Regions from separate parts of the Homo sapiens genome. Here region 2 is linked to region 1. The links are chromatin loops, found by intact Hi-C in ENCODE. Cell type or tissue: gastrocnemius medialis. All regions are shown on one strand. Region 1 overlaps IL6R (interleukin 6 receptor). Region 2 overlaps ATP8B2 (ATPase phospholipid transporting 8B2).

Region 1 (5,000 bases):
AAGCGCCCCTCATTTTGAGGTTTCACCCTTCCTCATTTGGGGGGGGCGGGTGTGGGGGGCAGTTAAGGAGTCTTTTTGTTGTTAAGACAGGGTCTCCCTCTGTTGCCCAGGCTGGAGTGCAGTAGTGCAATCATAGCTCATTGCAGCCTCCAACTGCTGGGCTCAGGTGATCCTTCCACCTCAGCCTCCCACTTAGCTAGGACTACAGGTGTGCACTGCTATGCCCAACTAATTTTTTTTTAACTTTTTTTTGTAAAGACAGGGTCTCCTTATGGTGCCCGGCTGGTCTCTATCTCCTGGGCTCAGGCAATCCTCCCCCATCAGCCTCGTAAAGTGCTGGGATTATAGGCCTGAGCCACCACGCCTGACCAAGCATCCTTTCTTTTATGAAATTATGGTGATGGTAAATGCTAATAGTTATTTATCACTTACTTGTTACATTTTATGTCCTTACTTAGCAAAATTAAAAGCTGGCAACCAGCCGGGCACGGTGGCTCATGCCTGTAATCCCAGCACTTTGGGAGGCCGAGGTGGGTGGATCACCTGAGGTCAAGAGTTAAGACCAGCCTGACCAACATGGAGAAACCCCGTCTCTACTAAAAATACAAAATTAGCCGGGCATGATGGCGCATGCCTGTAATCCCAGCTACTCAGGAGGCTGATGCAGGGGAATTGCTTGAACTCAGGAGGTGGAGGTTGCGGTGAGCTGAGATCACGCCATTGCACTCCAGCCTAGGCAACAAGAGCGAAACTCCGTTTCAAAAAAAAAAAAAAAAAGCTAGCAACTTTAATTGGTCCCCAGAATTGTTTTTGAAATTTTACAGACCCGTGAAATCCCAACGTTTAGGAATCACCCAGTTGTGCACAAGGATGTCAGGCGGATAGGCAATGCGAGGATGAGGGAGGAGGGTCGTGGAGAGGGGCACGAAGAGTGGAGTGCAACAGAATGGCTGACTGCTAGATGCTATTGAGATGTGGCAAGAACCCAAACCAAGGCAGAGACATTTGGTGCGATGTGCAAGCTCCTGGCTGGGTAGCTGGGTGGGTGGGGTGTCCCCTGGACAAGCAGGGCAGGGAGATCTGTGAGGGGTGTGATATGTTTGGTTTGGGTCATGCGGAGCACCTGGCACAGGAGGGAGGATCTGGCCAGAAGTCTGGGCCAAGTTGAAGACATGAATCCAAAGCTCGAGAGACAGGCTTGGCAGGAGATACGGGTGAAAGGCAGTCATGCTGGCATTTATTGCACCCTTGTCATGTGCCAGGCTCTGTGCTAATTGCTTCTCACCTCACTGAAGCCTCACAACCCAGCAAGGCTGGGGTTTGGGTTTTTTGAGGCAGGCATTATTATTCCCATTTGACAAATAAGCAAACTGAGTCTCAGTGAGGTACTTCCCCAGGGTCGTGCTAGTCAAGGGCAAGGGCAGCAACTAGACCCAATGCTGCCTGACTCCAGAGCCAGTGCTCTGCACAAAGTGGCAGGTGATGCAGTGGAAGTGGGCGGGGCCCCAGTGGAATGTTCCAGAAAGCTGCAGAAAACAGGGCAGAGAGGGAATTCAGGGATGCCATATGGATAAGTGAACAGGGCAAAATCTCTCCGGAAATGTGTAACCAAGGCTCTTTAACCCCAGAATGTCCCACTTGGGAGTGCTGCAGAGAGGAACAAAACAAACTCCTCCAGAATGGATGGCCAAAGAGTTTGAGAAGATAACGTGTAGCTGGAGGCACTGACCGCCCAGTCCTGGCTTCAGGGCACCCCCTCATGTGCAAATGCAAACCTTTGGTATCACCTCCTCCAACAGGTGTGATTCCCATTCTTGGGGAATAGGAGAGGGAGTTAAAGGGATTATTTGTGAGAAGCAAGGAATAACCCCCTTATACCTAATGGGCTTTTCCCAGGCATTTTGCCCCACGCCCTCTTTGAAAAGGGGCTCCAGCCTGGCACAGTGGCTCATGGCTATAAATCCCAGAGCTTTGGGAGGCTGAGGCAGGAGGATCACTCAAGGCCTGTGCAACATAGGGTGACCTCATCTCTGTAAAATATTTTTTAAAAAATTAGCTGGGCATCGTGATGCATGCCTATAGTCCTAGCTACTCAGAGGCTGAGGCAGGAGTTCAAGGCTGGAGTGAGCTATGATTATGCCACTGCACTCCGGCTTGGGCAACAGAATGAGATACCATCTCTGAAAAAAAAAAAAAAGAAGAAAATGATTTTGTGATTCCCCCAGACTCAATGTTGATGTGACAGGGAGAACTCCCATCAGGAGAGGATAAATTCAGAACTCCCGCTTGAGAGAAAGCTGCCGACCGTGCTGGCCTTGCTGGCCAAAGCAGGGCTAAGACAGAGTGACCCTGGGACCCCCAACTTCATACAAAAGGCTATCCTGGGCTACAGTCTGTGCGGGGGGCCAGGCCCCAGCCTCAAGGGGGCAGCACCTGCTGAAGTCCAGGCTCCAGAGCCCCACTCTATGGCATTCCACTTCCACTCCTACAGGGGCCCACCAAGGCCGGCCTCCACCTGTCCCACTCAGACCACCCACCCACACACGTGTCGGCCTCACCAAGCAGCTCTCTGCCACCCTCCCCTTGCTCACAGCTCCGTGCCTTTGTACTCTGCCTACAATCCCCATTTTCTGTCTGGGACCCTCCTACACATCCTTCAAGACATAATTCAATTGTCACCTCCTCCATGAAGCTTTTCCTGCTATCTCTAAACTGCCCCAACAGAACAGTCTGCTTACGGCCTTATCGTGCTGTGAACACCATCTATTACGTATTAGACATACTACAGTGGGGCACGCACCCTCCTCCAGCCCCCTCAAGCACATACTAAAACCACCAGGAAAGCTTTCTCAAACCACCCACTCTACTTCCTCCTCCAGATTCCAATGCAGTGAGTTCACGATGGCATCCAGGATAGTGATTCTGGGATGCCCCTGGTCCCACTCTCCTCCCAAGAACCAGCACTGTCCTGTAATTGCTGATCCCCTTACAAATGCAGTATGCTTTAGCATTTCTAAAGAATATTTTTTCATCAGACTCACAAAAACTCTCTGAAAGGAACAAGATTGGTGCTATCATCTCTACTTTACCGATGACAAGACTGAGGCTCTGAGAGCTGAACTAACTTTACCAGTGTCATACAACCTGACTCCCAGGTGCTTCCCAGGACCTCTGTGTCTCCCAAAGGCCACCACTCCCACACCTAGTCTGGGAGGCAGGTGCATCCTGTCTGTCTGGGCCTTGAGAGCTGAAGGTCCTTGGGGTGGGTAAGCTCACCCCACACGGTGATACAGTGTTTAGTACACTGATGCGTCCCTAACAGCCAAATAACCGTGGTCCATAACACACACCTCACCTAGTGCTCTAACCTTCCCCTTATTTTTCAGAACTGCCCGCCAATTTCCAACCTGAATCCCCCTCTTGCGTCAAAATCATCCAAGTTCCTCTTGCTCTTCCCTCAGCAGAGAGGGGAGCAGCAGGTTTCTTTCTTGGATATATTCACAACTGGGTTTTGAAGACTTCCCCTGCCTCAAACCACACATGCATAGGGTGGAGGGCTCAAAGTCTTCCGCTCCTTACATGAGAAGAAACCGACTGTTCTATCTGAGCTCCCACAGAAGCTGTGTCTATGCCAAAGAAGCACATCCACCTGAGGCTGGAAAGTGGAGACCGTACCCAGTGCTGGCCAGACAGCCCCCACCACACCATCTTCCAATAGAAGGAGAGTGTCAGCAACTTAAAGAGGGACATCCACAAATGAGACCAGATTCAGGGGAAGGGGGCCAGAAAGGTGAAGAATTCACAGACCATCTCATGTAACAGCCTGGGAAGAGGAGCCCAAGCAGATGCAGGTCTGGGAACTCCAAAAGAATTCAGAGAGAGCAGACTAGGAAATTTGTCATTGGTTATCCCTGAGAACAGAGCAAGGGCCAGTGAGGCCAGAGTTAGGTTCACATAAGAAAGAACTTTCTATTTGAATAGATATTTCTCCAAAGATATATGAATGGCCAAGAAGCACATGAAAAGATCCTCAGCCTGGGTGTGGTGGCTCACGCCTGTAATCCCAGTACTTTGGGAGGCATAGATGGGCAGATCACTTGAGGTCAGGAGTTCAAGAGCAGCCTCGCCAACATGGCAAAGCCCCGTCTCTGCTAAAAATACAAAAATTAGCTGGGTGTGGTGGTGCATGCCAATCTCAACTACTCGGGAGGCTGAGGCACGAGAATCACTTGAACCCCAGGAGGTGGAGGTTACAGTGAGCCAAGATCGCCCCACTGCACTCCAGACTGGGTGACAGGGTGAGACTCTGTCTCAAAAAAAAAAAAAAAAAGACATTAATCATTAGGGAAATGCAAATCAAAACCACAGTGAGATAACACTTCACATCCATAAGGAGGACTATTGCAGCAAAATGAAAAATAACAAATGTTGGCAAGGATGTGGAGAAACTGGAACCCTTATACACTCTGGTGTAAGTGTAAAATGGTGCAGCCACTGTGGAAAACGGCATGGCATTTCCATGAAAATTTAAAAATAGAATTACCATATAATGCCACAATTATAATTCTGAGTATATACACAAAAGAACTGAAAGCAGGAATCTAAACAGATATTTTACACCCGTGTTCATAGCAGCATTATGCACAACCAAAATGGGGAAGCAAACCCAGTGTCCCCTGACAAATGAATGAATCAACACAATGTGGTATCTCTACACAATGGAATATTATTCAGCCTTAAAAAGGGAGGAAAGTCTGACACATGTTATACCACATGAATAAACCTTGAGGACATTATGCTAAGTGAAATAAGTCAGTCACCAAAGGACAAATACTCTCTGATTCCACTTATTTGAAGTACCTAGAGTGCAGCCTGGGCAACATGGTGAAACCTTGTCTCTACAAAAAATACAAAAATTAGCCAGGCATGGTGGCAGGCGCCTGTAATCTCAGCTACTCAGGAGGCTAAGGCTGGAGAATTGCTTGAACCCGGGAGGCAGA
Region 2 (5,000 bases), 97 kb after region 1:
CAAAGCTCCAGACCTGCTGCTTCAACTGCCAGACTTGACATACCAGGCATCTTGAATTTCCCGTGGCCCAAACTCAACTATTGTTTCCTTTCCCCAAATCTGATCCTGGTCTTTCTCAACTCAGGAAATGCCACAACCCATTCAGTTGCTCCAACTAAAAACCCTGCAATGGATCTTGATTCATTTCTGTAAAAATTTTTTTTTAATTTTTTTTTTGTTGTTTTTTATCTTGATTCATTTCTCTCTCTTCTTTGGACCCCACATTCAATCTATTGGTTCCATTTTTTTTTTTTTTTTTTGAGACAGAGTTTTGCTCTTGCCCAGGCTGGAGTGCAATGGCGCGATCTCGGCTCACCACAACCTCCACCTCCCAGGTTCAAGCGATTCTCCTGCCTCAGCCTTCCCAAGTAGCTGGGATTACAGGCATGTGCCACCAAGTCCGGCTAATTTTGTATTTTTAGTAGAGATGGGGTTTCTCCATGTGGGTCAGGCTGGTCTTGAACTCCCAACCTCAGGTAATCCGCCTACCTCGGCCTCCCAAAGTACTGGGATTATAGGCTTGAGCCACCGCGCCCGGCCTGTTGTTTCCATTTTCAAAACATCTCTGGAATCTCACGGCCTTTTACTCTATTCCGAGCCCTCATTAGGCTCACCTGGTGACTGCTCTCACCTCCTAGTCTCCCATTTCCACCCTTGCCCCCTACACTTTATTATCCACGAAACTGTAAGAGCGGCCCTTTAAAAACATAAGTAAGCTTCTGGTATTTCTCTGCTCAAAGCCCTCCAATGGCTTCCTCTCACATTTAGATTAAAATTCAAAAACTCAAAGTTCTTCCTCTGACCCATAAGGGCTTAAATAATCCTGACTCATTCCACACCCCCACCCTCCAACTCATTTCCTCCACTCCTCCCCAGCTCCACGTGCAGAAGACCTCCTCCCAGGCCAGGGCTGAAGGCCTTTATATTGCTGTTTCCTCTTCCTGGATTGACAGTTCCCAGAGAGCCACATGGCAGGCTCCCTTTCCCTTTATTCAGATTTCTCTGTGCTAGCTGGGCACGGTGGCTCACACCTGTAATCCCAGCACTTTGGGAGGCCGAGGTGAGTGGATCACCTGAGGTCAGGAGTTCAAGACCAGCCTGGCCAACATGGTGAAACCCTATCTCTACTAAAAATACAAAAATTAGCCAGGCTTGGTGGCGTGTGCCTGTAATCCCAGCTACTCAGGAGGCTGAGGCATGAGAATCGCTTGAACCCGGGAGGCAGAGGCTGCAGTGAGTCGAAGGCTGCAGTGAGCCGAGATCGCACCACTGCACTCCAGCCTGGGCAAGACTCCTTCTCGAAAATAAATAAATAAATAAATAAAATAAACAGAATACTTGGCACATAAGAAATGTTGAATGTGCAGATTAGCTGATGGTCCTGTTAGTCCCAGAACAGCTGTGATTCCTCACCGATTCAAGGAGGCCACGGGGACTTACCCACAAACCGGAACTGGTTGGGAAACATGTCGAAGAGCCCATTGCTGTGCATGGCAAAGAGGATGGCAAAGTAAACAGCAAGGCTTCCCCAGATGAAGAAGTGGTTGATGGCCGTCCAGTAGCCTGTGTCGAGCCCAATCTGCAGAAAGTAGGCATAGTCAGGCAGGCGCACGCCCTAAAAGCCCCTTCCCCCAGAAACAGAACTGTGGTGCCCAGGGCAGCCCCAGGGACAGAAGGCTCACTCCTTCCAGAGAAGAGGGGAGTTCCTGGATGGCCTCATACCTGCACGCTAACCACAATGACCAAGGATGTGGCCACAGTGACTGCAAAGGACTGGTAGTCAGCCAGCTGAGTGCCATCATCCCGGGTGGCATCAGCAAACACCCCATAGGGAATGAAGAACATGAGCACGGAGGTGTAGATGCCCTGGGCGATGCAGATGAAGAACTCCCGCTTGTTGAAGAGAAGGTTCAGCTGGCCCGGCTCATACAGCTTAGGGTACTCCATGCTCCGCTGCTCGGGGACATCCTGTGTGGGAGGACCATGTAGCATAGGGGGCCTCAGAGGTTGCCGTTTTGACCCTGGATGACCAAGGGCAGACTCTGACTCTGTCCCTGCCTCCTCCTTTCCAAAGTCTTTGGCAGCTAGAACCAACCTCAAGCCAGCTACCCCCAGACTAACTTAGTTCAGCAACCCAAGAGAGTTCTAGATCAGCTGCAGCCAGGAGGGAGAACCAGCCACACCTTCCCCGGCTGAAAGAACTGCCTTCCCAGTGGCCACAGGAAATGGGCACAAGTGTCACACACCACGTCTATGTGACTCCTTCAAGCAGTGACCTTCCCCGCATCCCATCTGATCATCAAACTCCCCCATACCTGATCAAAGACCCCCATAGCCAGGACTGGCAGGGAGGTGTACACGATGTTATACAGGGTGATGAAATACTGGTCATAGACGGTCTGGAAGAGAACAGGGAGCAAGGGAGCATGCAACCTTTCTTTGCTACACATCAGGCACAGGAAGACAGCTGATGTCACATACAGAGAACCCTAAGAAATTTTCTGAGGCTCCTTCTCTCCTCCTTTAATAAGCATTTTTTAAGAGTATGTACCAGAAAATAGCTAGGCCCTGGGGGACTGAGTGATAAACAAGACAGAACCTCTGCCCTCAGGTTTACAGATTTGCACAACAGTGGACTGGGAACATTTATTACCTGGGCTGAGAAGCCACAGAAGAAGCCAAACCAGAAGTGGACCATGGTGAAAGCAAAGTTTTTGTAGAAGAAATAGCAAAGAAACTTGCACATTCGCAGGTAGGACCAGCGCCCATGCACCAGCAGGAGGCGCTGCAGGAACTTGAACTGGGAGAAGGAGTAATCGGAGGCCAAGACAGCCTGGATCCCTTCCTGCCCACTGATCCCCACACCAATGTGAGCCGCTGCAGAGACAAGAGATGACAAGAGGGTGAAGATGGCCACCGGCCACACACTTTAGAGCCTACCAAGTTACAACCCCCTTCCCGTCATTCTTCTGCAGTCCAGAGACCTCAGTGGGCCCCTCCCCAGCCTCAAGCCCAGCCTACACACCTGCACAGCCCACACTCACTTTTGATCATGCTGACATCATTGGCTCCGTCTCCAATGGCAAGCGTCACAGCCTTCTTGTACTTCTTGACCAGTTCTACCACCTGTGCCTTCTGCAAGGGGGTCACCCGGCAGCAGATGACAGCTTTGCAGGCACACGCTGTCTCCAGAAACTCCAGCTCCATGTCTGCCTCCAGTGCGTGGGCCTGGAGCACAGAGAAACCTGAGAGAGCCAGTCTTTCCAGGAGACACCTGGGAGTCTCAGCTCCTCCCAGTCCCCTTTGAGACCAGTCTTCTCTGAAATCAGGGGAAATTAGAACAAGATATAAAAGCCCTGGACAGAAGTGCTCACTGGAAAGATACTGCCCAAGCTAAGGATAGCGATGCCTACCAGGCTGTGACCATTTATGACCAGGGCGTACTCCCCAGCAACGGCCTCCAGGACAGAAGTTAGCTTGGAAGAAGAAAGCTTGTCCTGATAGGTGAAGCCGTTGCCTACGGAGCGGGATGAGTCCATCATCTTCTCCCGGGCTTTCCTGTCGAGGTGGAAATGATACGGTTGTGGTCTTCCAGAACGGCAGTGGGGAGCAGGGATTCAAGTCTAAATGGTCCAGAAACCCCCACCTGAGCCCTGGGCACAACGCACAGCACCGCCTCCCCTGGGCTTCTTGTTTACCTGAGCTCCTCCCGCACCTCCAGGACAGTATGGCCAGTGACTATGAAAACCTCAGTCATGTCATCCGTCAGCATCTTGCAGGAATAGCCGATGTTCACAGCCGTCTCTACCAAGAGAGAACGCAGGAGCTACGGACAGGCACCCAACAAGGTCAGCACACTTGCCTGCCTGATGTCCTCGGCTCCATGCAAGGGTCCAACAGGGCTACTGTCAGTTGCAACTGGCTCTGCCCTGCTGGGCTCTCACCTTGCTTGTCTCCGGTTAGCACCCAAATCTTGATGTTGGCCAGTGTCAGGAGGGCAATGGTCTCTGGAACCCCTTGCTGAAGTTTGTCCTCAATGGCCGTTGCACCCAGCAGCTGAAAATACCACAAGGATTCCTGGCACAAGAATTGCAGGCATGAGCCCTCCGTGCCCATCCTTGGCCCGTCCCGCAGCCCGTACCATCATGTTGTTCTCAACCTCCTCATAGATGCTAGCCAGCCTGTCCTCCCGGCTGTCCTGGGCCAGGCTGGCCTGGAGGCGTCGCTCAGCCCACTCCTCGTAGTACTCTTCATCCAGATCCTTGTAGGCCAGCACCAGGGTCCTCAGCCCTTCCCCTGCGTACTCCTGGAGGCAGAGTGGAAAGGCACACCTGGGTAAGTCTGGAGAGCTAATGGACAGCGTGAGGGCGACAATGAATAATCCTGCACTGTAGACTGGGTGTGTGCCACATTCCACAGTTAGGGACTGTCACCACATACATAAAAAGAGGTAACTATGGGAGCTGGCTGATGTGTTAAGTTGTCTGACTGTAGTAATCACTTCACTATATATACACATCAAAACATCACGTTGTAGACCTTAAATTTACACAATAAAACAAACTTAAGTCGCCTCCCCCACACTAAGAGTAGAACCCCCCAGGCTGGCCCCTCCTCTCCTCACACCCACATTAAGGTGGTCCATGGTGGTGTTGAGCAGCTCTTGAGTGGAGTGGTGCAGTCTGTCCAGTAGGATAGTGTCAGCCCCTTTGCAGTAGAGTCGGATCTTCCCCTCTGGATTCCGCACTATGAATGGGGCAGGTGAAGAAAGTGCCAGAAAAATTCAGACAGGCAAAGACCCCCAACATAAACACATCAAGAGTCACCCGGCACACTTCACCCATTCCAGGCCTGAATGCTGTCCCCAAACGCCCCAGCACCCCAGGCCTGGCCTCACCTATGACCGACATCCGCTTGCGGATGTTGTTGAAGTCCAGGATGGCCAGCAGCTGGTAGGTGAT

Evidence for each region. Hi-C counts contacts between places; a loop is a spot of excess contacts. Peaks named below come from ENCODE experiments on the same cell type or tissue, not always from the same donor. Only the 100,000 strongest peaks of a DNase experiment are listed, where the experiment ranks them.
Region 2: a loop joins it to region 1, with 4 times the contacts of the local background. A loop is called at or near these places in 11 of 110 quality-filtered maps.

Annotation. Positions count from the first base shown.
Region 1 is chr1:154,439,986-154,444,985 of GRCh38, reverse strand. All of the region lies in intron 6 of IL6R (interleukin 6 receptor), which reads right to left. Among named protein-coding and RNA genes, the nearest start is that of IL6R-AS1, 36 kb to the right of the region's middle. RefSeq lists a silencer at 2,351-2,450. In gastrocnemius medialis, CTCF peaks have their summits at 2,220 and 2,419 (motif pointing right); a DNase peak (open chromatin) is centred at 1,135; H3K27ac peaks cover 3,909 bases.
Region 2 is chr1:154,343,238-154,348,237 of GRCh38, reverse strand. It overlaps ATP8B2 (ATPase phospholipid transporting 8B2), which reads right to left. Exons shown (of 28, transcript NM_001370597.1): 16 at 4,937-5,000; 17 at 4,670-4,785; 18 at 4,181-4,345; 19 at 3,984-4,095; 20 at 3,738-3,843; 21 at 3,453-3,597; 22 at 3,084-3,267; 23 at 2,693-2,916; 24 at 2,355-2,438; 25 at 1,762-2,007; 26 at 1,480-1,618. Among named protein-coding and RNA genes, the nearest start is that of ATP8B2, 20 kb to the right of the region's middle. In gastrocnemius medialis, a CTCF peak has its summit at 2,803 (motif pointing right); no DNase peak of the experiment used is centred here.